Linked DNA regions of Homo sapiens: region 1 is linked to region 2. Evidence: chromatin contacts called from ENCODE Hi-C or POLR2A ChIA-PET data. All regions are on one chromosome and are shown on one strand. The core of a region is the stretch at or near the end of the contact, and the rest is flanking DNA. Distances in the headings are between cores, read along the strand shown. Region 1 has its middle 69 kb from the start of COPS8. Region 2 has its middle 110 kb from the start of COPS8.

Evidence for each region. A loop is a pair of places that touch in the nucleus more often than their neighbours do. ChIA-PET counts read pairs that join two places held with the same protein, here RNA polymerase II (POLR2A). Pooled maps may share reads with other maps.
Region 1: a map of OCI-LY7 shows a loop between it and region 2 (3-fold over the local background). The contact joins two enhancer-like sites. A Hi-C loop is called at or near these places in 1 of 168 maps with a recorded cell type or tissue (OCI-LY7), 1 of 37 single-sample maps with no recorded cell type and 3 of 50 pooled maps. POLR2A ChIA-PET finds 5 or more read pairs at or near these places in 6 of 52 experiments (AG04450, BJ, IMR-90 and 3 more).

Annotation. Positions count from the first base shown.
Region 1 is chr2:237,151,519-237,157,824 of GRCh38, reverse strand. No RefSeq gene overlaps it. Among named protein-coding and RNA genes, the nearest start is that of COPS8, 69 kb to the right of the region's middle. RefSeq lists an enhancer at 1,252-1,786. Within about 2 kb of position 1,609, at least 17 of the 41 ENCODE cell types and tissues checked have a DNase peak (open chromatin) inside an H3K27ac peak, as active enhancers do; they include IMR-90, where a contact is called at or near this core.
Region 2 is chr2:237,195,546-237,202,412 of GRCh38, reverse strand. No RefSeq gene overlaps it. Among named protein-coding and RNA genes, the nearest start is that of COPS8, 110 kb to the right of the region's middle. RefSeq lists an enhancer at 998-1,669. Within about 2 kb of position 5,377, at least 3 of the 41 ENCODE cell types and tissues checked have a DNase peak (open chromatin) inside an H3K27ac peak, as active enhancers do; they include IMR-90, where a contact is called at or near this core.

The DNA.
Region 1 (6,306 bases), core at 360-2,859, 41 kb after region 2:
TTAAAAAATACAGTCATTGTGCTAGAATGTTACAATGGCTCTGATTTAAAAAAAAAAAAAAAAAAAAGGCAGCCTTCTTGTACTCAGAAAGCCCCGGGGGGCCTGGCAATAGAAATGTTTTAGTTCCACTATAATCTATGGGACCACCTCCCTATATGTGGTCTGTCACTGTGTGGCACGTGACTGTGAATTGTGCCAAGTCAAGCAATGAACAGCCCTGTGGAAAAGCAGAGCATGGTGTGAGAGCACATTTATGCAAAGGCAGCTCAGTGTTCTCTGCCACAGGTGCAGGCAGCCTTGGAGGGTCAGAGGAGGGAGGAACGCCAGAATTCAGCAGGACTGCAGATCCTGGAGCCACCAGCCCTCTGTTCAGATCCTGGCCCCGCCACTCAGTAGCTGAGTGATCACGGCCCGCTCACTTATCCTTTCTGATCTTCAGTCTCCTCACTTGTAAGTGGGGATAGCGAGCCTGCCCATCGCCGAGGGTTGTTGTAGGACCGGAGGTGACAATATGTGCAAAGTACAGGCACAGACCTGGCAGTGGCTCCTGAGGGAGGTGGCATCCTTCCCTCTCTAAGGAGGGCACGGGGTCTGGGAACGCTAGGAAGCCTGTTCGAGGTTGGAGGAACCTTGTGCTCCTCTGCCCTGGGCTGAGTGGGCACTTAGCCCTTCTGCTGCGTTCAGCAGTGACAGCACTCGCATCTCTGTGGCCATCGCCACCGGAAGAAGCTGGGACGTGTGCGGCATACGGCCGTTTGGGAACTGCGATCGGTGAGCTGCTGGGGATGCGATGCCTGACGCGACCCCGCTTCAGAGCGTGGACTCCGAGGGCAGAGCCCTGGAAGCTGATGAGCGGCCGGGCCAGAGCTTTGACCTTGCTTCCTTCATGTGTGAAATGGGTCTGCGAGGCGCCCTCTTCTAGGGGCTGTGCTGAGGACCAGGAGTTACTCCGTGTCCCTGATTTGCAGGGACCTTGTCCCCTAAGCTGTGCTCAATCAGCCTTCCTCAGTGTTACCGGCAGCAGGAAAGCTGTCATCTCACTGCGGGCACAGGGAGCCCTTGGACACAGTCTGAGCAACGTCCTGGGGGAAGAGAGGACTGAAAAAACTGAACGTCCAGTGAGAAACTGTTCCCTGGACAGAAATGTGAAAAACAGCGCTGGCAGCACAGCCTGTGACTCACCGGCGTGTGCCCCCACACTGCAGCTGGGCCAGCGCGGGGCCCTCCTGATTCATGTTTTCCGTGGTTATCCGGGGAAATGGAAACCGTCTGGACGCGGCACCCACTCGCACGCCGGCGCTCACGCTGCGCTGATCAGCTTGGAAGTGCGGAAGGGCCTCCTCCCAGCCTCCTCCCCTACCTGCAGCCGCAGACGCTGGAGTGGGGAGGTGGCTGTCTTCACACCCCAGACCCACTGCCCAGGGCATGCTTCCCCGTAGGAAGCAAAACAAAGACCCGGTTCCCTGTCTGTGGGCAGGGGCAGGGGCCACTTTGAGGTCTTTTCTTATTTTTTGTTCCCTTGGGTAGTTCCCTCTGCACACAAACCACCGCGTGCTCTTGATGACTGAGCGCATGCCCTCAGTGAGGCATCCTAGGGCTGATGTGGTAAGGACGGTTAGGAGCCTACTCTAATGACATCTGAATTTCATGAAAGGGGGAGGGAGGGGACATCACAGTGCCGTGCTTGTGAAGTCACTGAGTGTCTTTTATCCTTGGAAAATTGTTCTCTGGGACATGCAGCTGGTTGCTAAAGTTTTCATTTTTCTGTGTCTGCAGATGTGCACAGAAGTTTCCAGTTAAGTTCCAGTTAAGCCCTAACCTGCATTAGGAAAAAAAGAAAAAAAGAATGTGTTTGCATGGCCTACAGAAGTGCTCAGTATGACCTGAAGCCGAATCACAGGCACTTTTCTCATTAGCTCCTGGGGCTGCGTCCCCTGGGCTTGTGTTCTGATCCTCTGGGCCGGCTGTGTGACCTTAGGGAACTTCCTTGCTTCTCTGAGCCTCGGTTTCCTTCATGGTAAAATGGGGAGGGTAATGATGCCTCCTGAGGTTGCTGGAAAGACTGACTGAGACAGTCCTCAGAAAGCACTTCACAGGGGCCAGCCCAGGGTAAAGGCACAGGAAACGCCACCCACCGCTGCAAATCCATTGCTGTTGAGTCCTGGGGGGACTTTCTTGCCTGTGCTGGCTGTGAGGCAGCCTGTGTGCTACCCCCTCCAACAGCCACACAGTGAGTTTTATTTTCGAATTGCATTGCTAATCCCTGAGGGGAAACACAAAGGCTAAGCAATAAGGCAGGTGTGTGAAACTCTCATTGCCATAAGAAACCTCCAGCATTCTCCCCGTCTTTGTGCACAGCCTGAACTGTTCATGTCACACTTCCTGGCTGCACTGTGGGCTTCTGTTCAGCCCCAAGATAGAGTTCCTCATACCTCCCCGCTCTTCTGACTCCTTCAGGCTGGCCCATCCCGAGGAAGGCGACCCTTCTCTTTTGCTTGCCACTTTCTCATGACCTTGAGCAGACAGCCCCTCTTGCTAGGATCCCGCTGTCTGGGTACATGGAGATACTGTGATCTGAGCCAGGGTTCCTGTCTCTCAAATGGCAGATGAGGACTCTGATGGGCATGTCAAGAGGCTGGGGCAGAGTGTGGGTCTGCAAGTCCCATTGCCTGAGGCACCTGTGTGGGGAACAGAAACCCAGGGACACATGATTGGCAGCTAGTGGAGGGAGGATGGAGCTGAGGGACTGATGGGGAGAGGCCAGATGTGAGCGGATATAGGGAGGAGCCAGGACCTGAGGCCAGATGAAGCTGGGAAGACCCAAAGTTTCTGAGAAAGTGGTCAACACCATGCACAGCAGAGAAGTCACAGGAAGAAATTGGAATGAAAATGTGAATTTGCAATTAGGAGGCCATGAAGAAAAGGAGCTTCCGTGTGTGGAATTGTGGGTTGAAAGTCAGAGTCAATAAATAGCAGAAGCAGAGGCAAGAGTGCCCTGCTCCTTCTAGAAATCTGGTGGCAGAGGGAAGGAAGAGAGGTAGCGATTTTAAAATCAGGTGCACTGGCGGGTACCTGTAATCCAAACTATTTGGGAGGCTGAGGCTGGAGGACTGCTTGAGCCCAAGCGTTCGAGTCCAGCTTGGGCAACATAGTGAGACCCCATCTCTTAAAAAAAATAAATAAAAGGTAGTAACTCTGAGTGCAGGGACCAGGGTTTTCTGTTTTGGGTGGTGGGAGACTGAACGTTTTGGAAATTTGGTGGAAAGAACCAGGTGAGAAAGGGGCTAATTGACCCAACATGGTCCAGGGCCAATCCTTTACTTAGGGACTGTTTATAATGATGTGCAGCTGCTCTGAGGACTGGAAAACGCCTGTTTGGCAAAGAGCTTGCCTGTCAGGAGGGGATTTGCCACTGGAAGGGAAAAGGAAATCATATCAATATAGTCTTTTCACGAGACGACCCTTCATGTGGAGACCTTGGCCCTTTAAAGTTTGAAATACATGTCCCCACATCCTTAGCACCTTTTTCTAGCTGCCACAACAGGCCACCTGCAGCCACCTCCCTGTGTTTCAAGGATGCCATCGTGTGGAAGGCGAAGGGAACAGCAAATATAAGACCCCTTTTATTCAAGGCAATTCACTTCTCGAAGACTAACCACACTAACCACCTTGCCTGACATTTGTATGTCTCCAGAGAACTTTCACAATTTTTTTTTCATTTGATCATTACAATAACCCTGTTTTACAGTCCAGTAAACAAACTCAGAGAGGTTAATTGACTTACTGAAGGTCACACAGCAGAGGGAAGGCATGGTCAATTGCCTCACTCCAAGTTCTCTTCTATCTTCACTGGGTCACTCTAGGCAATGTCATTCAACAGATATTCTACAGCCATGTTTTTCCAAATTTGCCCAACCTTTAGCTCTGGAACCCTGTAGACACATTTGCTTGGGTATGTAGACCTGTAGATGAGTATTCCTGAGATAAATTTCACAAGGCAGCACTTACCTGTATCAAATGTGGTGCCTCTGATTATTCTATTATTCTATTCTATCACATTTTTATAAAAATGCTATTTATGATCCATTAAATTGCTCTCATGACCCATTAGCAGTCAAGACCTATGGTTTGAAAGGCTGAATGATGACCCCCCAGCCAATGATGACTACATCCTAATCCCAGAATCTGAATGTCACCTTACATGGAAGAAAGACTTTGCAGATGTGATTAAGTCTCTTGAAATGAAGAGATTGTCCTAGAATATCTAAATGGGCCCTATGTCGTCACAGGGTCCTTATAAAGGGGGAAGCCAGAGGGTCAGAGTCAGAGGGAAAATGGGACCACTGGAGCAGACATTGGAGTGATGCTCTTTGAAGACGAAGAAGGGGCCATAAGCCAAGGAACACAGGTGGCCCCCAGAAGCTGGAAAAGGCAAGGAAATGAATCCTCCCTAGAGCCCCTGGAAGAAATCAATCCTGTCGACACCTGGACTTCAGCCCAGTCAAACTGTTATCGGAAAGGGGTCCGGATCCAGACCCCCAGAGAGGGTTCTTGGATCTCACTCAAGAAAGAATTCAGGGCGAGTCCACAAAGTAAAATGAAAGCAAGTTTATTAAGAAAGTAAGGGAATAAAAGAATGTCTACTCCCTAGACAGAGCAGGGCATTCCTGAAAGCAACAGGAGGAAGGCACCCACCTTAGGTACAGTGCTTATTTATACACAAGACAACAAAGTCAAGGAAATTATGGGGCGATGTGCTCTACTACGAGAGCTTGTGACAAAGGATTGTTCGTCTTTGTGTAACTATTGTCGTCTGCAAGAATCTATATTAATATCTTTAAAGTAAACTTATTCTTTTTTTTATTATACTTTAAGTTTTAGGGTACATGTGCACAACGTGCAGGTTAGTTACATATGTATACATGTGCCATGTTGGTGTGCTGCACCCAGTAACTCATCATTTAACATTAGGTATATCTCCAAATGCTATCCCCCCCACCCCAACCCCTAAAGTAAACTTATTCTTAAACTAAGAATGCTTTTGTACTTAAGATATCGGGCCATTGGGGCAGTTCCTGGGTCTGTGAAGTCCTGGGTCGGCTGCGTAAACATTATTAACTTGTTCCCTTAACCATAAACATCCTGTGGCTAAGAATCCCTAACTTCCTGGGAGTGCGGCAGAACAGATCTCAGCCTCAAGCGGATCTCAGCCTCATTTCACCCAGCCCCTCTTCAAGATGGAGTCGTTCTGGTTCAATGCCTCTGACAAAACTAGTTTTGGACTTTGGGCCAGCAGAACAAGTGATTCGATCTGTGTTATTTTCGGCCACCAAGTTTGTGGTAATTTGTTGCAGCAGCCCCAGGAAACTAATGTGGATGTTGTCTCAGCATGACTATTAGAGGCGTTACCCTGGCACCCTGAGGGGCATATGGCCCGCAGACCTGGGATGTTTGTTTGTGGCCTTCACGTTCTTTTAAAGTCTCTGTTGAATTATTGGCCACCATTTAAAAATCATGATGTTTCATGTGTAAATCAGAATTTTTGGCTTGTCTTTGTCTATCCAAGGCCCATGTTTCCACATGGCAGCGTCTGGCTTTGACCGGTCAGAACCTTCTTCTAAATCCTCTTCTCTTCCAATTCACTTCAAGAATTAATTTGAATTCTGGTAATATGTCACATGCACAGAATTTAGAGACACCGGGCAGTTCTACAAGGTTTGAATGAAAACTAAGTATCCAATCACCCAAACCTTTGAATACTTCTATTCTTCAATTTCCATATAATTTGCTCACTTTGGTATCTCGTGGGTAACAACACTGGACATCATCTTTCCACCGAGTGTCTAGAATGAAAGATAAGGGTTTAGCTCTCTGAGCCCCACCCCAACTCCATTTCCTTTCTCATCTTCCCAATGGGATTCAGTCGCAAGATTTGGACTTTAGAAAGTCTTTGCAGGGTAGTTAGAAAGGAGGGCATGGAGGAACACCAAGGTCAGGCCCAAGGTCTCAGAGTCTGTGGGCAGTGGGGAGCCTCGGGCCCTGGGGCTGGGGACTAATTCACAAGGCCATGTTGCATCTGACTGAGAAAAGGGATAGACCAGGAGAAGGTAGAGAAAAACTGGGTAGACATTTAAGGGAGGACAAAAAAGGAGGAGCCAGCGAAGGGAGTATTTTCAGGAGGGTGAGCTATGGAAAGGTGGGGCAGGCAGGCTGTGAGCAGAGAACTGTGGAGATTCAAAGGATCTGTGAGCCTGGGGAGAAGGTTCTTAGGAGGGTGGAATCCTCTGGGAGCCTACAGGTTGCTGG
Region 2 (6,867 bases), core at 4,128-6,627:
TTCAAAAGCAAAAATAGTTCTTCCTTAGGTCAGCAGTCCTTAGCTTGTGGTTGCACCCCCAGTGGGAAGTTCCAGTCACTTACAGAGTGGGAGGTGGGTGAAAGATTAGGAACAAATGTCCGGACCCTGTGGACTGGGAGAAATTCAGCTCCGCAGAGCCCCAGAGGCACTAAGGCTCAGTGTGACTCATCCCAGGGGCAGTGACAATAGCCAAAGGTCTGTGACCGCAAGGCAGCAAACCGGGTGACTCACCCTCAGGGCCTCCTGCTATCCACCCACAGCTTCTTGGTTATGGGTTCTCCCCTACCCCACCCCCAGAAGGGCCGGCCAGACAGGGTACCACCACATGCTATTTCCCACAGTTCCAAGACAGTACCCACGGCTCAGAGCCAGAGCCGGGCACGTGCATGAATGTTTTCAGATGACTTTTTTTTTTCCACTAAAGAGTTAAATGCTTGAAAGTAGAGTTCAGGCTTGGCCAACTCAGTTTAGAGCAAGAAATGGAAATGTTGTGGTTGTGTTTAAAGGGTAATTTTATTTCCCTCAGCGAAATAAGCCTGAGTATACCAGCCTTGGGAGGCCTGTGCAGGCCATTGAACTTCTAGAAACTTTAACAATCACCCTCGAAGGGCAATATTTCCTCTCCAGCCAGCCGGACTGGTCCTCCTAGGGCACTCCCAGAGCCCAGCTGCCTCACTGGTGGTGCGTGTCCTCCTGGAGGGAGGGAGACAGGGGCCCAGCTCCTCTGTAAAGACGGCCGAGGAATGCCTCAGGGTCCCTGTGGAGTCAGCTCAGTCCTCTGAGTTTTCTCACCCTGAGTCCTACCCGCACATTTGTATTTGTGAAAAGAGAAAAAAGGAAAGTCACTAACAAGGAGGAAGGCAGGTTCAATCCCTGCTTCCCTTCCCCCTTCCCTCTTATTATGTCTCCAGGTGCCACCACAGCTTGGAGGTGAAGCTTCCCAATGACCAGTGAGCAGAAGCCAGTGCTAACAAGGGAGGCAAAACTGGGACCAGGACCCTGGAAACATCACCTGGAAAAAGGGGCTTCTGAGGGGACCTGGGTGAGGCGCACACGGTGTCTGCTTCAGATTCTGAAGCTGCTCTGGGCTCAGGTGAAAGACAGCGTGGATGGTGTAGCGGGCAGTGGGATGCAGAGAGCCAGGTGTTCAGCATCCTAGCTCCAGGGTGACTCTTGCTCCAGTAGCACAGGCCTCCCGGCCAGCAGTGTTTGGTTGGTGAATGCTCTCGGACTTCCCTCTAAATCCTTGGAGACTTAAGACAGTGGCGGGCTTTGGTATTTGTGACTTTTTTCCAATGTCCCCCAACATTTTTGAAATACCTATTATATGCCAGATGTCGTTCTAGATGCTGGGGAAACAACGGCCACAACCAGAGTCCTACCATTATCGAGCTTATATTCTAGTCAGAAAAAACCATAGTAAAAGACAGCATGGTGGGTCAGTAAATTTCAGCATGTCTTTGTCAAAAGTCACACAGCTCCTTTGGAACTCTCTTGTCTTGCTCTCAGGGGCCCAGGAAGCCCTCCTCTCATAGGCTCAGAAGTGCCTGCTCTCACTGCCTGGCCTCTCACCACTCCCGGCACCTGGCAAGCAAAGTTGTGGCCAAGCCGGGGCATTGTCACAACCTGGCCAGGTGTGCACATGCTCAGGGCAGTGCTGACACACCAGACCCCTGCCACCTCGGCCTTCTCCGGACTTTGGGCACCAATGAGCATGGGAGAGAGGCCTAGGGGGCACCAAGGTGGCTAGACATGGGTCTGCAGGTGCCCTTGGCACGAACACTCTGGGCACTGTGGACAACATGATTGATGGCGGCAAGAGGCAGACAGGCTCCTTGGTGGAAAGGGGCTGGTTCCTGGTGAAGCCCCACCTTCAAACCAGGGATGGCCTGAAGCATGGAGGCCGGGCTGTCAGTTCCAGGTAGAGTCTGCAGACAGGAGTGAGAACTGATGGTGCTTTTTCCAGGCCTACCCCTAGCCACCCATGGACCAATCAGCATGCATTTCCTCCCTTCTGAGCCTGTAAAAACCATGAACTCAGCCAGACTAGAACAGAGGTCAGGACTACCAGCTGTGGAAAGGAGCTACCTACTGTGAGTCTCCTCTCTGTTGAGAGCTGGACACTCATCAGGAGGACCTGCCTGCAGAAAAGAGCTACCCACTTCGGGTCTCCTGAGAGCTGTTCTGTCACACAATGAAGCTCCTCTCCACCTTGCTCACCCTCCAGTTTTCCATGTACCTTATTCTTCCTGGACATGGGGCAAGAACTTGGAACCCACCAGATGGCAGGACTGAAAGAGCTGTAACACAAACAGGGCTGAAACACCCCCCCGCCCTGCTTGCCACATTGAGCAGGTGATGAGAGGAGAGCTAGAACCCTTCGGGGATCCCAGACCTAGGGGCTCCCCATGCCAGGGCTGTGACACCCTCTTTGGGGCTCTGCAGTTCCTGGCATCTCCAAGCTTCCAGGCACCACCATGTTCCCCTTGTCTAGATGCAGCTGCTCACAGCAGAAGCCACATACAGTATATCCGGTCCAGCTGCAGCCTCACATGGAGCTGACACCTGTGCTGTCACTATGCACCCTGTCACAGCAGCCAGTGTGCCTGGCTGTGTGCAGTGGCTGGACCCCATGTTTGCTCACACACCCTTTGCCACTCTGTGCCTGGCTTGCCCTAGGCAGGTGTGGAATCTGGGCCAGTAGCTTGGGCCAAGTGCAGCCTGCCAGGCTGAGTGGGCAGTAACAAGCCCAGTGGGCATGAGCAATACTCAGGCAGAAGGTGCCGCCAGCCACAGAGGTTTCTGGCTGGCAAAGCAACACCTTAAGGATCCTGTGACAACATCAAGGATAGAGAGAAAAGAATAACCAAGGATAATTCCCAGGTTTTTGGCTTGAGCAACTGTAAATTATAATTACATGAATAACAAAAAGTGGTGCCTGAAGTTGTTAGAGAAAATGTTAATTTCCCATATGTTAATTTTTAGGTTTGATTGTTATTCTTTACCAAGTCATTGATGACTCAGCATAGCTGCCATTGACACTGGGACCCTGTTGGGAAAAATGTGTTCTAAGAAAATCAGATTCCCTCCTCTAAGTCAAAGCAGTTAAGGTTAATTTGTAAAACACATCTCTGTGATAATGCAGCTGAATTATGAGTAACTCTTTTAACGAAAGCAAGCCTGGAAGGAACAGATCAATCCTCCAACCTCCAGGAGCTGTTGCTTAACTTCTTTACCCATCTGCTTTCCCTCTCCAAAACCAAAGGTTTAGTTTGATTTCTAACTAAAAGGCAAATTGAGTTAGTGTCTCACACACCCCTCCACTAGATAAGTTAATAAATAGTAAAAGAGCCCTAATTTAAAAACAGAGAGGACAGAGACAAGCTGGATAAAGTCCAGAATGAGTGATGGAGAGTGGACCCAAGTGCTGAGGTCCTTCTTATCCTTATAAACCTGTCCCCAACCCAGAAAACAAGGCCCTTCTTCTTGTTGGAGGCTTAGAAATATTTCTGCTGACACCTGGACTTGATGAGGAGGAAATAGCATGGGAGGAGGCAGTCTGCAGTTGTGGAAAATGCATGGAATTTGGAGCCAGACATAATTGGGTTCAATCCTGAGCTCTGCCTCTTATCGGTGATATTTTTGAAAAAGTAACTCAACTTCTCTGAGCCTCATCTGCAAATCCAGGTTATACAACAGACCTTATGGGCTGTTATCATGACTCATGGGTGTGTATACAAAGTACTTAGCATAGTGCCTGTCATGTTTGAATAACTAATAAATACTCCAACTCCACTCCAGACCCCCCAAAGAACTGCAAATTAATGACAGAAATCTAGAGATTGTGGAACACAGGAGTAATTTTAAATTTCTTTTTCAGATGGGAAAACCTCTTTGTAGAAATTCATGAGATGTCTAAAAATATGTACACATAACATTTATTGTCCCATGGAATTTTAAAAATCAAAATAGAGATCAAGAGACATCTGTTTTTCTACCATGGAAATACCATAAATATTTCCTTAATGTACGTCATGAGCATAAGAAAGAGAAGTTCACAGTAAATGGATGGAAATGTAGATACAAGCAAATTAACCCTGAACCTCAGCTTAATAAGTGCTCTAGTTCTCAGCAGTCCTTCTATTTGTCCTAAATTCCTCCTCCACACCATTTTCTCCACATGGTGAGATGAAAAGGGTATGGGTCAAACAGGACTCCTAGTAGGAGAATGGATAGTTTTTATGTGAGAACCACCTTTTGTAATTTTCTTATTTCTGTAAAATATTACTATTTTTACACTGAGGCATGTGGATTTTATCTACAATGTTGAAAACAGAAATTTCAGCCAAGTTTAAATACAAAGATAACTGCCTATCAACATGTTTTAGGTTCACGAATAAAACACATCAATTAGCATAGGTGTGATTATTTAACTGGGCAGAAGGAGCCAAAAAGTTCATGTGGAACATCCTCTGGAAACCTAAATCTAGGGAGATTCATCAACAAACCCTTCTACTGCATAATCTCCTGTACAATGTTTCTCTTTTGCCTTAGACTACCTGTACACTTCAGTACCCAGCTGCATGGTAGAGATGACTGTTCCCCAAACTTGTAACCTCCAGCCTGTTTGTTCTACATGGGAAAATTAAAAGAGCATGGGATTTGGAGCTAGGCAAATCTGAATGCTCAGAATCAGACTTCTCCTTGACTTTGGTTAATTATACAACCTTTCTGTAATAACTGCTACTGCTGTGTGAGATAACATGTTAAACTTCTGTGGTTTGTTACAAGTATCATTTCCCTCATGCTCATGAATCTACATGTTGAGTGCAGCTTAGCTGATAGCCTGGGACTCAGTGGGCAGCCCTGCTTCACGCTGTGGTTCAGCTGGGCATGGCTCTGGGCTTTGATCAGACTCAGGTCTGCGACGCGTGTTTTATTCTAAGGTTCAGGCTTCAGGGCAGTGGCCACTCAGGGGAAGCTCTTCTAATGGCAGGTCTCAGTGCATAAGAGCCAAGCAGACTGCTCAAGCATTGAAGGCTCATTTCACATCTGCCCACTTTCCCTTGGCCAAAGCATGTCCCACGGCCAAGCCCAACATCAATGTGGAGAGGAAATATACTCCTCCCAAGGAGCTGGATGGGGGCAAAGTAGGTAAATATTTGAGAACAATAATGCAAACTATCAGACTGCTTAAAGCCCTTCTGTGAAAATCAGAGACAGCACTTCCCACCTGCTAGGGCTGCTGTGTGAGTGTTGGATAGATATGGTGTCTGTCCAGTGGGTGGGGTCAGCATTGTACTGGTCTAGTTGTCCAAACACAGGAATAATGAATCAGCTTCACTTACACACAGAGCTTTTGTGATCTAACTTCCCTGGGGCCTTTTAAAGACATGCATCTGCTGCAGTGCCTGGGGGTGCTCATCGGGCTGAGGTCCACCCTTCCCCTACCAGCTCTTTCACTTTGTTTATATCTCCTTACCTCCCCACCTGACCCTCTGTGATTAGAGGGATTTGATAGCTGAAGTTGCTTTTTTACTTTTACTTCCTAGGAGCTAAAAAAAGGCCGGGGTAGATGTTGCTTCCTTTGGTCACTTTCTTTCTTCTCTGAAATCTACCCCAAGAACAATGTTCATCCAAAGCACATCTTTGATAATGTGATGTAAATTTGGCACACAAGTGGGTTTCTTAGAGAATTTATATTATCGTTTTAATAATGGAACATTCCACAGTGACCTCTTTAAAACTTGTCTTATTTAATTCAGAGTGGTTTAGAAATCAAGCTGCTTTAGAAATAGACCAGCCTGTAGTCAGCAGCCATGAACATGACTATGAGCTCTTTAGCTGGGGACCATGTGAAGCCTGGTTTGTGAGGATGATTGGCTCATTTAAGGGCAACAAACAAATTGTTGTAGAATTGCTGGGGAGCCAGTTAGGAAGGATCTTTCCAGTGCTCTGTGATTGTCAGCAGTTCTGGTGCAATGAGGCAAAGACTGTGCTTTTGACCCTGCTCCTGTTACACCAGAGTCCATAGCTTTCAATCCATCCTGATGTGGAGGCACTGAGGTCTTTAGCTTGAAGCTTTGGTTGGACAACTGTTTGGAAAGTCTAAAATCAGGAATAGACACAGCCCGTGAAGAGCACAGTCACAATGGAGATTCTCCTCTACCCAAGCCTGGAGGATGGGGTCTGCTCGCCCCAGCGAGGAGTGAAGGTTTGGATGCTGCAATGGTCATATGGAAAAGAATGAGGCTCTTGAACCTTCGGGGGTCAAATCTTGTCTCTCCCAGGTAATGTTGTGCAGTCTCAGATATGCCACTTACTTGCTCCGAACTTCAATTTCCTCCTCTCTAAATGAACATACGAAACTTGTGGGAATTTGAGGTTATGCAGTGAAGCAACCACACAAGCCGCCATCCCAAGAGGCCATAAATCAAAGGTGTAAAGGCCCAGCTGTTGGGATCGTCCAGCTGGATCCATCTCTTACCAACTGTGTGGCCTCAGGAATGTGGCTTCGCCTGTCTGAGCCTCGGCCCCTGAGTCTGTAGAATGGAGATAATTACATCATCTGCCTTACAGGTGTTTGTGGAGGTCAGCTAAGATGATGAGGAACAGAAGGTTGCATGGCAGGTGCACAGCACGTAGTCAGTAAAGGGGAACCTTATGACATGGACCACTGTCTGGAGGAGGAAGGGCACAGACAACATATCAGAGCTTGGACCAGGGCTTGGACTAGACTTCACTGAGAATCATGGGATCCCAGGGGGAAGGCAGGCTTGACTCAGGTGGCCAAACAGCTGTCTCAAGAAAGGCCTCTCCAGGTTGCATTGCTGATAGAAGACAGAG